2 separate regions of the Homo sapiens genome follow, and region 2 is linked to region 1. The links are chromatin contacts, found by Hi-C or POLR2A ChIA-PET in ENCODE. All regions are on one chromosome and are shown on one strand. Each heading gives the region's core, a stretch centred on a gene start or an enhancer-like site at or near the end of the contact. The rest is flanking DNA. Distances are from core to core; before and after follow the strand shown.

What was found. A loop is a pair of places that touch in the nucleus more often than their neighbours do. ChIA-PET counts read pairs that join two places held with the same protein, here RNA polymerase II (POLR2A). Pooled maps may share reads with other maps.
Region 2: a loop to region 1 is called in a pooled map, with 18 times the contacts of the local background. The contact joins the promoter of MARCHF5 here to the promoter of SHLD2 in region 1. A Hi-C loop is called at or near these places in 8 of 50 pooled maps. POLR2A ChIA-PET finds 5 or more read pairs at or near these places in 2 of 52 experiments (GM12878 and WTC11).

What each region holds. Positions count from the first base shown.
Region 1 is chr10:87,091,426-87,098,490 of GRCh38, forward strand. It overlaps SHLD2 (shieldin complex subunit 2), which reads left to right and starts at 3,781. Exons shown (of 10, transcript NM_001330112.2): 1 at 3,781-3,823; 2 at 5,509-5,564. GLUD1 (glutamate dehydrogenase 1) reads right to left here and starts at 3,418. Exons shown (of 13, transcript NM_005271.5): 1 at 2,900-3,418. The coding sequence starts at 3,344. RefSeq lists enhancers at 1,430-1,967, 4,372-4,431 and silencers at 2,652-2,991, 3,192-3,331, 3,452-4,151, 4,072-4,329.
Region 2 is chr10:92,288,089-92,294,704 of GRCh38, forward strand. MARCHF5 (membrane associated ring-CH-type finger 5) reads left to right here and starts at 3,079. Exons shown (of 6, transcript NM_017824.5): 1 at 3,079-3,441. The coding sequence starts at 3,407. CPEB3 (cytoplasmic polyadenylation element binding protein 3) reads right to left here and starts at 2,990. Exons shown (of 10, transcript NM_014912.5): 1 at 2,838-2,990. RefSeq lists enhancers at 2,284-2,493, 3,441-4,019 and a silencer at 3,054-3,303.

The sequences.
Region 1 (7,065 bases), core at 2,531-5,030:
AGAACAATCTTTGATAATATTTCCAAACCCACCAGAACTTTTGAACCAGTCTTCTCAAATCAGTCGCATATTCTCACACTATGCCCCTTTGCTGGAAATATTTTTAAGGCCTCACTTAAACTTCCCTTCAGATCCTTTAGCTTACCCTTTCAAATCCTTAACACAGACAAATCTAACGGCCTCAGGTACATGTAGTAACTGGGAAAAGAAAAGCACAAAAACAGTGTGTATTATTAAATATTTACTTGGAAAAAGTACACATCAGCCACCAAGTCTTATAACCATCTGTTTCCCTTAGAGATTATTGCTAGATTGTTGCTTTGCTTCAACCTCAAGAATTTTAATTTAGAAAACTCAGGGATAAGGTTGTTCTTGAGGGAAAATGAGATACAGAAAGCTGAAGGTTGGTAAAAGGGTGGAGAGAGGCAGATGAGGTTTTTTTTTTTGGCAAAGAACCAATGGGAGAGAAGACAGGTTAGTGGGGAGAGGTAAGAAGAACGTGTTAAAATATGTTTAAGAGGGAAAGACAGAATTTCATAGGGATTATCCAAAGCATTTAAAAAAATCTCAATCACCTAATATATTCTGTGTTTCTAAGACTAGAGTGGGACTACAAAGGTTAACAATTTCTTAGACGTTAAAAAAGCTTTAAGAAAGAAGACCTGTCTCTCTTACAATGCACATTCTCTGCAAACAAGGGTGATAAATGGGTAGATAGATCTGGGGATGTCTTGAACACAAAGCATGGAAGGCTATAGTACCCAAATTTTGCTGATCATCTGTTTAGTATACTGTTTATTAAGCAAACTAAAATATTTAAGGGCTTTCATAGCTATGTAATCTTCCCCAATCCAGAAAGCCTTTCAAATTCCTGAAGATAATAAATTTGTCACTTTGTAGAGGCCAATTTTCTTTGATGTTCTATCAATGCTTGCAACAGTTTACTAGTAACAATTCAGTTTCTCCCTGTTTATATGCTGGGGGTTAATAGCATGTTTTTTTGTAAATGGGATAAACGGAACAGAAAATTGTATCTTACACTCTAGTACAAGCAAGTGCTACAGTAACAGTGCTTTGGTATGGCTGACCCAATTTGTTGCTAGGTTCAATATTTTGGCATTAAAACTGCTGTGGCAACAAGAGAAAGAGGACTCACAAACTATGGTAAACGAGTTGCTTCAGTGAGTTTGCGGAGCTGCGACTTATAAAAACAGGAGAGAGCTGGGCATCTGAAGAATCGAAGAAAAAGGATTTCAGAGACCAAATCATCCTGCAGAAAACCACATACACTGATTTATCTGTACACCTTTTAAAGGACTGGCAAATGCTGCCAGCAAGATAGTAAAAAATAAACTTGATGTCCGTTTTAAGAAAACGATGCAACTCAATATTTGCTAAACATTGCCTGAACTTCCTCCAACATCCTTATTTGCCTTTCTTTGGAGTCTGAACTTGTTTTCCTGGTTTGGATAATAAGGGAGTGGTAGGAAGAAGGCAGGCAAATGTAGGAGACTGACGGTGTGTACATTTTATACAATTTTGAAGCTAGAAAGGAAATCAGAGGTCAAAGTGGTTCAAACATTGGTTTTGGCTGAGGCAACCAGAGCTAGGGGATAATTAAGCTCCAAAGTTAAGTCCTAGAAGTGGGCGGGGTCAATGCAAATTTAGTAAATCTTTAAAAACAACCTTTGTCCCCCCTGCTGGGAACACCAGCACCGCTCAAGTTTTTTCCGGTACAGAGAGGATTTCTAAAAATCCTCATAAGTCAGCGGGCATAACTGAAAGACCACAGAACCAGGTTTACTGAGACATGGGTCTAGCCCAACATCCTCTGTGCTTCTCAGCCAATCCACCTCCAACAAGACTCCTCGCCTCCCTGGGCTCTTTATTCCATATAATTTTTCTTTTTTACAGTAGACAAAAGTGGTTTGTCCTTTCCATTTTATGTTACTAAAGAGGTATGATGCAATGTATTGGGGGGAAAAAAGCTCTTATTTGCTCGAAGAAAGCAATCTGACTACAGAGGCCAAATCTACAGACATTAAATGATTTAAACCACAGGATAACCCAGTGACTACCAAACATTATCTGACCCCTTTCTTCACGTACTATATTTTTCCTGAAGCTCAAATTCAGGGCTAGCCAGGACCAGTACACACCCCCAGAGCTATTTCATTCCATTGGCTGGCTGGCCATCCGCAGCCTACAACCTGTAAATTTACTGTCAGGACGCCAGGTGTTTATTTGTCAGAGATATTACATTGCTTGTGATTTTTTTGTGTTTTTCCTTTTTTTTGGTATAAAACAGAACTTGTCAGAATGGGAAAATTACTTAATTGAAACGATTAACGCGTGATTAGTAAATTCCTTTGGTTAATAAAACTGTCTAGATTTCAAACTTAGAAGCCAAGTCATTTTCTATGTTCGGATATCATCTGTCACTATTGGAACAGGAGTGAACAAATACCAGAAAATAATTTGACAGCTTGCATTTAGGGGAGACTCACAAAAGCCCAAGAACACTGACGAGGCATTATCACACGGGCAGGTCATTCCCTTTCCTAGAAGTGCATTTCGGCAGGACCCGCCGTGTGTGACACAGACACCGGGACCAAAAGGAGACCGGTGCAGCGTCTACTCTGCATGCAAGATCAGCATATACAGAGGCCCGGGGTGACGGCGCGGGGGAGGGGGCAGGCCAATCGCATGATGATTTTAAGGCGGAAAAATCACCATCCACAGAGCCGGCCACATCCGAGGCGGGGTGACCCGGGCGGGGACCCGGCCCGCTCCAGCTGGGCTGGGCTGGGCTGAGCAGCGGCCCCGCACCGGCAGGAGGCCGGAGGGGAGGGCCGCAGGGGAGGCAGGGAGGGCGGGACGGGGCCCGGCCGACGCTCACCTCCCTTGCAGGGCGTGCGGTGCTGGCTGTGCTGGGCCCGGTAGCCTTCGATGACCTCCCAGGAGCCGTCGTCGCGCCGGATGGGGAAGGAGAGACTCAGCACATGGTTGCAGGGCTTGATGATCCGCAGGATGCCGCGCACCCGGTTCCGCTTCTGCTCCTCGCTCTCCCGGGTCCTCAGGTCCTCCACCAGCTTGTCCTCCACGATGCTGGCGCCGCGATCGAAGAAGCCCTCCACCATCTTGAAGAAGTTGGGGTCGTCCTCGCGGTCGGCCACCGCCTCGCTGTAGTGGCGCCGGGCGGCCAATGCCAGCCCCGGCTGCGGGGCGGCGGCGGGCTGTCCCCGGGCCCAGCCCAGCAACGCGGCCGAGTCGGCGGACGCCGAGCCCAGGGCAGCGGGCCCGGCCCGGGACAGCAACAGCGCTTCGCCCAGGTAGCGGTACATGGCCACAAGCGGAGGGGAGGTGCGTGATGGTCGCGAAACAGGCGCGCTTTCTCAGACTCCCCGCGACTAGGGAGGAAGGGTCCCGCGCGGGTTGCCCTTTTAAGCCGCAGCTTCCTGCTTGCCCGGCTGTCCCCTCCCCTCGGGCGCTCGCCACCTAACGGGGAGGACGGACTTCGGGGACAGGGCGCCGCCCAGGGCGCCGGGCCTCCGCCTCCGCCGCGGCCTCCCCGGGCCTCGCTGGCGGCAGCGCGCGCCGGCGGGGCGTCGGGGGCGCGCAGGCGCGGGCGGGCTCGGCGCGCACGCTCGCGCGCCAGTGGGGAAGGGAGGGGAGGGGAGAGGAAGGGCGGGGAGGAGAGTGGAGGGGAACGGACGGGAGGGGCAGGGAGGGGAAGGTCGGGGCGGGTCGGGGCGGGTCGGGGCGGGCCCACGGGCGGCCGGATTTGCCCGGAGGCCGCACCCGCCTCCGGCGGGGCTCTCAGGTATGTGCGCCGCGGGGGTCCCTCAGGGGGGTTGGGGGTAGCCCAGGGAGGTCGGGGTCGGGGGCTGGCCTCTGTAGGGCGCTCAGAGGCCGAGTCCCCCCGAGCGCCGCGTGGGTGAGGCTTGGCGGTCTGGTCGGGGACCGGGTCATGTGAGTCACGGGCGCCCCTCCTTTCCGCCCGCGCGCCCTCGGAACGGGCGGCCCACCCTGGCCTGTCCTCTGGCGGCCTCAGGCCGGGGCCGGGCGTGCAGGGGCTGACACGTGGGCAGGAAAGCGAGGCAGAGCCGCCGCCGCGTAAGGCCGGGCTGAGGGCTCGGCGTCACCAGCCAGGGCTGCAGAGAGCGGCGTGGCACCCGGAGTTGGATTATGCGTGGCTGGCGTGAGCTGGAAGGGAGTCACTCGCCCACAAGCTCTCACCACGCGAGCTTTTATTGTCCCGTTCAACTGCTCCGCAGTGTGGAGATCGCATAGTTACGCACGTCGTGGTTGTGTCGCCCCACAGTACTGACTGCTTCACCTTTGCAGACAGAGGCTCCGGCCCGGCGCGGTGGCTCACGCCTTTAGTCCTAGCACTTTGGGAGGTCGAGGCTGGAGGATGGCTTGAGCCCAGGAGTTCGAGGCTGCAGTGAGCTACGATAGCTCCACTGCACCCCAGCCTGGGCAACAGAGGGAGACCCTATCTCCCTCTGAAATAGTCTAAAATAAGGAAACTAGAAATGCGATAATGCCCCCAGGAAATTCTTTCTCAGGAATATATGTATTTGTTAAATGGTTCAGTATATGATTTATTTTTTATTTTATTTATTTATTTGAGATGGAATCTTGCTCTGTCGCCCAGGCGGGAGTGTAGTGGCACCATCTCGGCTCACTGCAGCTTCCACCTCCCTGGGTTCGTTCTAGCGATTCTCCTGCCTCAGCCTCGGGGTAGCTGGGATTACAGGCCCGCGCCACCACGCCCGGCTAATTTTTGCATTTTTAGTAGAGACGGGGTTTCGCTGTGCTGGCCAGGCTGGTCTCCAACGCCTGACCTCAAGTGATCCGCCCGCCTAGGCCTCCCAGAATGCTGGGATTACAGACGTGAGCCACCGCGCCTGGCCTCAGTATATGATTTATAAGCTTTATGCTGTATGAGGGTTCAGTTATGTATTTATACATACTTGATAGGAAATGCTAAAGTTCACATTCCTATGGATAGCTTTTGGTGCTTTTCAAACTAACGAGGCTGGCACGGTGGCTCACGCCTGTAATCCCAGCACTTTGGGGGCCAAAGCAGGCTGATCGCTTGAGGCCAGGAGTTCAAGACCAGCCTGGGCTCGTCTCTATAAAAAGAAAATAAAAAATAAAGCTCTAATGACAGTCATTAAAACTAGCTGCCAAACACCACATTACTAGCGTTAGCGGTCTCAGTGTACTTGGGTGGTTTTAAAATGACACCCATTGGACCTGCAAAACGATGGTGCTTCCCGATATGTTCATGTTATTCATCTTTTAGAATATGGAAGAGAAAGTTCTTAGTTCTCGAAATATTGTGTAAAATATAAGGTGACAACCTGGATCTGTTAAATGACATTCATCTAAGTGTACTCTCAAAGTCAAAATTATCTTTTCATACAGGTGGAACTTATATTTTACCTTACTTGCTAAATAAGTCATTGTCATTAATTGTATTTGCACTGTGTTTTTCAGTGAAAAATGTACTCTGACCTGAATCCTGAATTTTCCTTGATGGTCAAAAGATTAAGGTATCAAATTTCCTTTTTTCTGGATGTATTATCGTTTTACTCTCTTACATTGCAATCCCCCACTCCTGCAAAAAACCCACGGAGTTTCAGAATAAAATGATTAGCATCAGTAAACATGGAAATATTTTTCTTTTTGGATTAAATTATTTGTTTATGTTCTGAGGAAAAATCTTTAAAAGCTTAGTTTTATTGTTTTTGTTGTTCTTTATAACCTTAGCCTTCAGAAAAATAAATGTTTAACTTTGCTTCTTCTGTGACTTGTTCACCTGAATTCAAGAAGGTGGAATTGGGCCTAAGGAGGTGGCTCACGCCTGTAATCCCAGCACTTTAGGAGGCTAAAGTGGGCGGATCACTTGAGGTCAGGAGTTCGAGACCAGCCTGGGCAACACAGTGAAACCTTGTCTCTACTAAAAATACAAAAATAAGCCAAGCGTGGTGGGGGGCCTACAAAAATTAGCCAGGCGTGGTGGCGGGGAGGGGGTTGGGCAGTGCTTGTAGTTCCAGCTACTTGGGAGAACCACTTGAACCAGGGAGAGAGGTTGCAGTGAGCCGAGATCGTGCCATTGCACTCCAGCCTGGGCAACAGAGCGAGTCTTCATCTCAAAAAAGGAAAGGCAGAATTGAAGAAGCTTTGGAAGAGGTGAGGAATAGAGCTGTGGAAATTACTATTTTTTTTTTAATTGAGAATCTCCTGTGTGTAGGTGCCTTACAAACTGGCTTCATGAGTACCCTATAAAACAGATGTTTTTATTTTTAAAATCATCATGGTTTTGTTTTGTTTTGTTTTTTTGAGACAGTCTTGCTCTGTTGCCCATGCTGGAGTGCAGTGGTGCAATCTCAGCTCACTGCAGCCTCTGCCTCCCAGGTTCCAGTGATTCTCCTGCCTCAGCCTCCCGAGCAGCTGGGATTACAGGCGCCCGCCACCATGCCAGGCTAATTTTTTTGTATTTTTAATAGAGACGAAGTTCCACAGTGTTGGCCAGGCTGTTCTCAAACTCCTGGCCTCAAATGATCTGCCCGCCTTGGCCACCGAAAGTGCTGGGATTACAGGTGTTGAGCCACTGCACCTGGTCATTATGTTTTAAAATTACATACAAGTTGTTAAAAAAATATGAACAGCAGAAATAGATTTTAGAAAAACAGAATGAAATTATCCATCTCTTCCCCCATTTAGTGAATATTTGGAGTATTTCTTTTCACACTGTAGGTATTATAATTCCTGATTTATTAGAAGCAGGGAGTGGCTGGGCGTGGTGGCTCATACCTGTAATCCCAGCACTTTGGGAGGCTGAGGCGGGCGGATCACCTGAGGTTGGGAGTTCGAGACCAGCCTGACCAACATGGAGAAACCCCATCTGTACTAAAAATACAAAATTAGCCTGGTGTGATGGTGAATCCCTGTAATCCCAGCTACTCAGGAGGCTGAGGCAGGAGAATTGCTTGAACCTGGGAGGCGGAGGTTTCAGTGAGCTGAGATTGCGCCATTGCACTCCAGCCTGGG
Region 2 (6,616 bases), core at 1,829-4,328, 5.2 Mb after region 1:
ATTGTATGATACACCACATGTGGTTTATCCATTCATCAACTGGTGGATATTTGGGTTTCCACTTTTTGGCTATCAAGAATAATGCTGTAGGCCAGGTGCTGTGGCTCATGCCTGTAATCCTAGCATTTTGGGAGGCCGAGGTGGGAGGATCATTTGTGCTCATGAGTTCGAAACCAGCCTGGGCAACATGGCAAAACACCATCTCTACAAAAAAAATTTTTTTAAGCCAGACATGGTGGTGCGCCCCTGTAGTCCTAGCTACTTGGGGGGCTGAGGCAGGGGGAGTGCTTGAGCCCCTGAGGCTGAGGATGCAGTGAGCTGGCGCCACTGCACTCCAGCCTGGATGACAAAGCGAGACTCTGTCTCAAAAAAAAAAAAAAAAAACCCAGAATAATGCTGCTATGAACATTCACAAACAAGATTTTGTGTAGACATGTTTTCATTTCTCTTGAAAATACCTAGAAGTGGAATTACTGGGTCACATGCTAATCACTCTTTAGACCAGTAACAGGATTTTTTTCTACTTTAAAAGGTTTTTGACACAGCCAGAAAGCTGATTTTTCATAAAAATGCAAACATAAAATCCATTTGTTGGTATAATAAGGTCAAGGTGCACAAGTCTTTGCTATCAACAAAAGGTATCATATTTTCCAATTTCAGTTGAAACAGACATTCTAACATTGGTTAAGATCTTAGAATCTTGGAGTTTGTACTAGTGTACTTAATCCATATGCTGGGATAAAATTCTGTTTTTAAGCAGGAAGTATATATCCAACTCCCATGGCTGACAACTGCTTAAGAAATAAGTACACAATAAGGTTAGACTGACACAGCACAAGGAGCAAAAAATAATAATTTAAAATGTTAAGACACCGGGCTGTGCACGGTGGCTCACATCTATGATCCCAGCCCTATGGGAGGCCGAGGCAGGCAGATCACCTGAGATCAGTTCAAGATCAGCCTGGTCAACATGGTGAGACCCTGCCTCTGCCAAAAATACAAAAGTTAGCCAGGCATGGTGGTGCGAGCCTGTAATCCCAGCTACTCCGGAGGCTGAGGCACGATAATCACCTGAACCCGGAGGAGGAGACTGCAGTGAGCCAAGATAGTGCCACTGCACTCCATCCTGAGCAACACAGCGAGACTCCGTCTCAAAAAAATAAAATAGACCAGGCGCGGTGGCTCGCCCCTGTAATCCCAGCACTTTGGGAGGCCGAGACGGGCTGATCGCCTGAGGTCAGAAGTTCGAGACCAGCCTGGTCAACATATAGTGAAACCCCATCTCTACTAAAAAACACAAAAATTAGCTGGGTGTGGTGGCACACACCTGTAGTCCCAGCTACTTGGGAAGCTGAGGCTAGAAGGATCACTTGAAGTCAGGAAGTGGAGCTTGCAGTGAGTCAAGACAGCGCCACTGCACTCCAGCCTGGGCAACAGAGCAAGACTCCATCTCTCAAAATCAATGAATTAATTAAATAAATGAATTAATTAAATAAAATATTAGACACTGGTCACATGCGGTGACTCACATCTGTAATCCCAACACTTTGGGAGACCAATGCGGGTGGCTCGCTTGAGCCCAGGAGTTGCAAGACCAGCCTGGGCAACATGGCGAGACCGCGTCTCTACCAAAAAAAAAAAAAAATATATATATATATATATATATATATGTATTATATATTATAAATGTATATATGTATTATATATTATAAATGTATTATATATTATATAATACATATATATTATATATAATACAAATATATATAAAATATTAGACACCCCGATTAAACTAAATACTCATTTTCTTTCCCTAGGAGGAGTGTGTGTGTATGTGTGTGGTGGGGGGGGGTGGGTGCTGTTTCTCAAAAACATATTTCAAAAATTGGAGGCCAAGTAAGCTTCTGGTCACATTTTTTGGGTTTGTTGTTTTTTCCCAGCAATGAACACTCTAGTTCAAATATACTTCGCAAATTTTGAACAGATAATGAAAAGTTGATTGTAAAATTCTACATATAAAAAGAGCTTTAAAAACACATTTTCATTTTTTAAAAAATCAAACACCTTGTAGCAGATATTAGACATAATCAAGGGAAAACTACCAGCGTCCTACCAATCACAGCCCTAGAGAAAACGCCACAGGTCGTCCAAAAAACGCATTCGTTTGAGCCGACAGCTCTTTCCTCCCGCCAAAGCTATCCCTCGAACGTCAGAAGCTGACCCAAGGAGTGACTGATGATTTCTCCTTTTTGATTCCCCACCCCCGCCACTCCCAATCCACCTGCTTGAAGGTGTCAACGCGACTAGAAACGGTTAACAGTGACCAGCAGCAGAGAGAGAAACAAACATCCCTGACAACCCACAGCTGAGTAAGCAAGAGCTGTTTATTCACCAACGTGTTCCATTTGGAGACTGTCGGCGAGCCCTGGAAAGCCCAGGCACATTTGAGAAGGTTCCTGGAGAGGGAGAGAATCATCTTTCCTTCCCCCAACTCCCCAGCCCCAAACACACAGAGAGACTCGGGTGGAAGCTGTCTGGTCCAGGCAGTCCCTATTTGCCCGCCCCCTCAAGAAGAACCTCACGCACCAAACCAACCGACCCCTCGCGGAGGTGGTGTAATTCCCCCAAAATGGGCTCTGCCGCAGGAGAGGCTGGCTCCAGCGCCGGGGGCTTCGGAAGGAGTTTCTGCCACCCCCACTGCCGCCACTGACCGCCCCGACGCCACGGCCGGGGCCGGGGACCCTGATAAGAAATGGCCCTTCAGCCCCCTCCCCTCACCTGGCTCGGTCCCACCTGAGGGCAAGAGCGGAGGCAAAAACAAACAGGCAGGGAGGGCTGACCTTGTTGCTACCGACAGTGGAGCGGCGCATCCTGCTGCTTCCTGGAAAGCGGCCCGAAAGACATTTTTTCCCCCTGGAGGAAGGAAACGGGAGGGCGCCGGCCAGACGGCGGCAGGCGCGGAGGCGTTGGTCCGGGCGGGCTGTGCAGCCTCTAGTGGAGACGGTCCGAAGACTACATCTCCCAGGCTGCTCTGGGCCGCCCTGCGTCGTAACCCTGGCGCGCACGGAGGCGGCGACTCTTACCTCACAAAGGTAGCTCCTCCGCCGGCAGCAACTCGGCGCCCGCGGTCCATGGACCGGAACCTCGGGCCGACGGACGGGAACCCGGGCCGCGATCGCCGCCTCCCCGCCTCAGGCTCCTCCTCCTCGCTCTCCGCCGCCTCCGCCGGACTCCCGCAGGCCCTGCACCGCCGCCGCCAGGCTAGCGGAGCTGCCCCGGGAAGCTGGGTGACGGGTTCGCGGCTGCCGCCGGACTGCGGCCTACTCCGCCGCCTCTCAGTGCTATTGTCCCTGGGCCTGGCCTTGAGCGGGTCCACTGGGGAAGGCCGTGTGCGCCGGCTCCGCGGAAGATGCCGGACCAAGCCCTACAGCAGATGCTGGACAGGTACGGGCAGCTGTGGGGGGGACCGGGAGCCGCCGACCCTCGCTCTGGCCCTGCCCGCGCCCGCCCTCGAGGCTCTTGGTGAGCAGAACCCGGCGTGCCGGGAGGAGTTCCACGGCCAGGGGGCCGTGAGAGGGGCAAAAAGTTTGGAGTCTAGACCTGGGGGAGGACAGAGCGAGCGGCCTGGGTCGTAGACTTTGGGTGAAACTTAGCTAAGGAGTGGCGTCTGGTTTCCTTGGAACCCCGTTTTGACCTGAGAGGGACTCCTGTTAATCCACAAAATTAGTTTTCCTTACCCTCTTCCCCTCCCCCTTCCCCCTCCCCAACTTGTGAAGTGTTTGTCAGCGATGTCACTGGCAAGAACCGGGTTATCTTTCAGGGGAATGACCCCCTTATAATTTTAAGTCTCTGTCTGAGAACCAATGATAAGCATTCTTTTGGAAAGCCTGATAGGCTGATTTCATTCTCCCACTTTCCCTGAACCCGCACCCCCCGTCCCCCCCGCCCCATCCCGTCCCCACCTCCGAACTGTAAGGTCAGAGTATCCGCAAGGGAGATTTAACGGTCAGACCAGAGTAGAGGTTATGGAAAACAGCCAAATGAGTCCAACGCTGAACATTTAGTGTACTTGACGATCGTTGAGTTCATTGAAGACGTTTCAGCTCGTACAGGAGTCCAGTTGCCCATTCTTGGGGGGCCCCAGTCGGTAAAACTCTTTGTGAAGTCGGGTGCACCGCCCTCTGCTGTTGAAATTCTGGTCCGTGGGTCCTACCATGAGTTTTTGGAGACTCTAGATCCACATTTCCCCCGAGCCAAGTCTTACTTCCTGGCATAGCAAGTTGTACAAGCTAATTCATGATGTTTGTGGTTGCTTACAATTCTCAATAGACACCACTTGCCACCCATTTCAGCAGGTGGTACCAACTCTTTGTACTCAGTAAAATTCCAACTGTAAGGTGTTAAATGAAGGCCCTCCCTTAATTGAGTTTATACCCAGTTAAATGCTTTTGGGCCTGCCACACCCAGAACACAAATGACCCAAGGGTACACATCCTTCCAGAGTGACAGACATTTTTTTGGAGCTTAGAATTTTGAGCCATCTCAGTTAATAGGAATTATGTCACTGATTTTTTTCAGTTGAGATAACTGGTGATTCATCCAGCCCTTGTTTCAGGTCAACATCCTGACAATTGTATTGACTGCTTTATATATATATGTGTGTGATATGTGTGTGGTTTATAAGCTCTTGGAAGCAGAAACTTACTATTGTTTATCTTGAATCCCAGAACAGAGCCTGGTACTCAGTAGGTAATCAGTAAGTATTTGTTGTATGAACTAATGCACAAACTTATTTGTCAGTTTCCCCAGTTGTCTAGGGGGTCTGATAATTTACCAGGTTTTCCTTTCATTGTAAATTGGCAAATTGTGGCAAATTAAAATATGCCCAGAGGAAACCACCTGCCACTGCCAGTTCTATTCTGTTGAGACCCTGTTCTGATGTGGGGTATTTTGTAGTTAATTTTTTTCCTTTGAGGGCCTCCTGCTTTTCATTTTTACATAGTGACTTTTTTTCTTCTTTTTTTGAGACAGGGTCTCTGTTGCCCAGACTGGAATGCAGTGGCAGTGGCAGTGGCATTGGCATGATCTCAACTCACTGCAACCCCCGCCTCCCAGGCTCAGGTGATCCTCCTACCTCAGCCTCCCTAGTAGCTGGGACCACAACACATACCACCATGCCCAGCTAATTTTTTGTATTTTTATAGAGCCAGAGTTTTGCCATGTTGCCTGTGCTGGTCTCAAACTCCTGGGCTCAAGTGATCCTCCCGCCTAGCCTCCCAAAGTGCTGGATTGTCAGGCATGAGCCATCGTGCCCAGCCTAGAAAAGTTCTTATGTCCAAAAGCTGACCTAACTTTTCATATGCTCTTTGGATATTTCCATAAAAGTAAGAAGCCAAAGAGTGAGCCTGGGCACGGTGGCTCACCCTTGTAATCCCAGCACTTTGGGAGGCCAAGGCAGGCAGATCACTAGAGCTCAGGCCTTTGAGACCAGCCTAGCCAACATGGTGAAACCCTGTCTCTACTAAAAAAAAAAAAAAAAATACAAAAATTAGGCAGGCGTAGTGGCGTGGGCCTGTAGTTCCAACTCTCGGGAGGCTGAGGCATGAGAATTGCTTGAACCTGGGAGACGGAGGTTGCAGTGAGCTGAGATCGCACCATTGTACTCCAGCCTGAGTGACAGAGTGGAACTCCATCTCAAAAAAAAAAGCTAGTGAGGCATTTAAAACTTATTAACAGAAATGCGAAGATTCTGGCTGCCATTTACTGAAGTAGGTGACTATGACACTGGCTTACTCTCATCTTTGTACTACTCTCATCTTTGTACTCTTTTGACATACCTTAAGGTAGATTTTTAACATGACTTTCAAAGACCGTTATTGTCTAGATTAGTAGTTGGCAACCTACTTCCATGTTAGAATTACCTGGGGAGCATTTCAGAATATGCATGGATGCTGGACTGTAAGACCAATAAGATCAAAAATTTCTGTAGGGTAGAGCCTGGGCATCTATATTTTAAAGCTTTTTAAATGTTTTAGATATGGCAGAAACCTACTGCCCTAAGTCCTAAGTCAGTGATATCTTTCATGATAAGAGATAGTAGGGTATAGTGAGTAAAGCTTGGGCTCAGAGATAGAAAGTATGAAATTCGAATTTTGCCACTTACTAGCTATGTGACTTTGAACTTAGATTCTGACACTATGTATATTATCATTTATAAAATGAGAACCCTACTTCACAGGGCTACAGCAAATGAAACATACATCTCTATAAAACAGCAAAACACTCTATGTTAGCCAAATAGAAGGCACTTAAGACTAATGTAAACCAGTTTGGCCATTTTTCCCCCATCTACTTTATGTTTACAGCTTTCTTCACCTGGGCTGGCCCTACTGCAAGTTGAACACAAAGATACTCAACATGGTTCACTTGAGGAATACCAACAGGGCCAAGAGACTAAAATATGTCAGCCTATTAGGACCCAGAATTCTTTTCATGAATTTGGCTTCTCCCCAACCTGGTTTTTGGTGGCAATTTTTGAGGGACAGAATTTAGCTCAGATAACTGTTCATTTGTTTATTTCTTTAATGCAGGTTTTATCTTCGTGAAGACTAAGGAACTG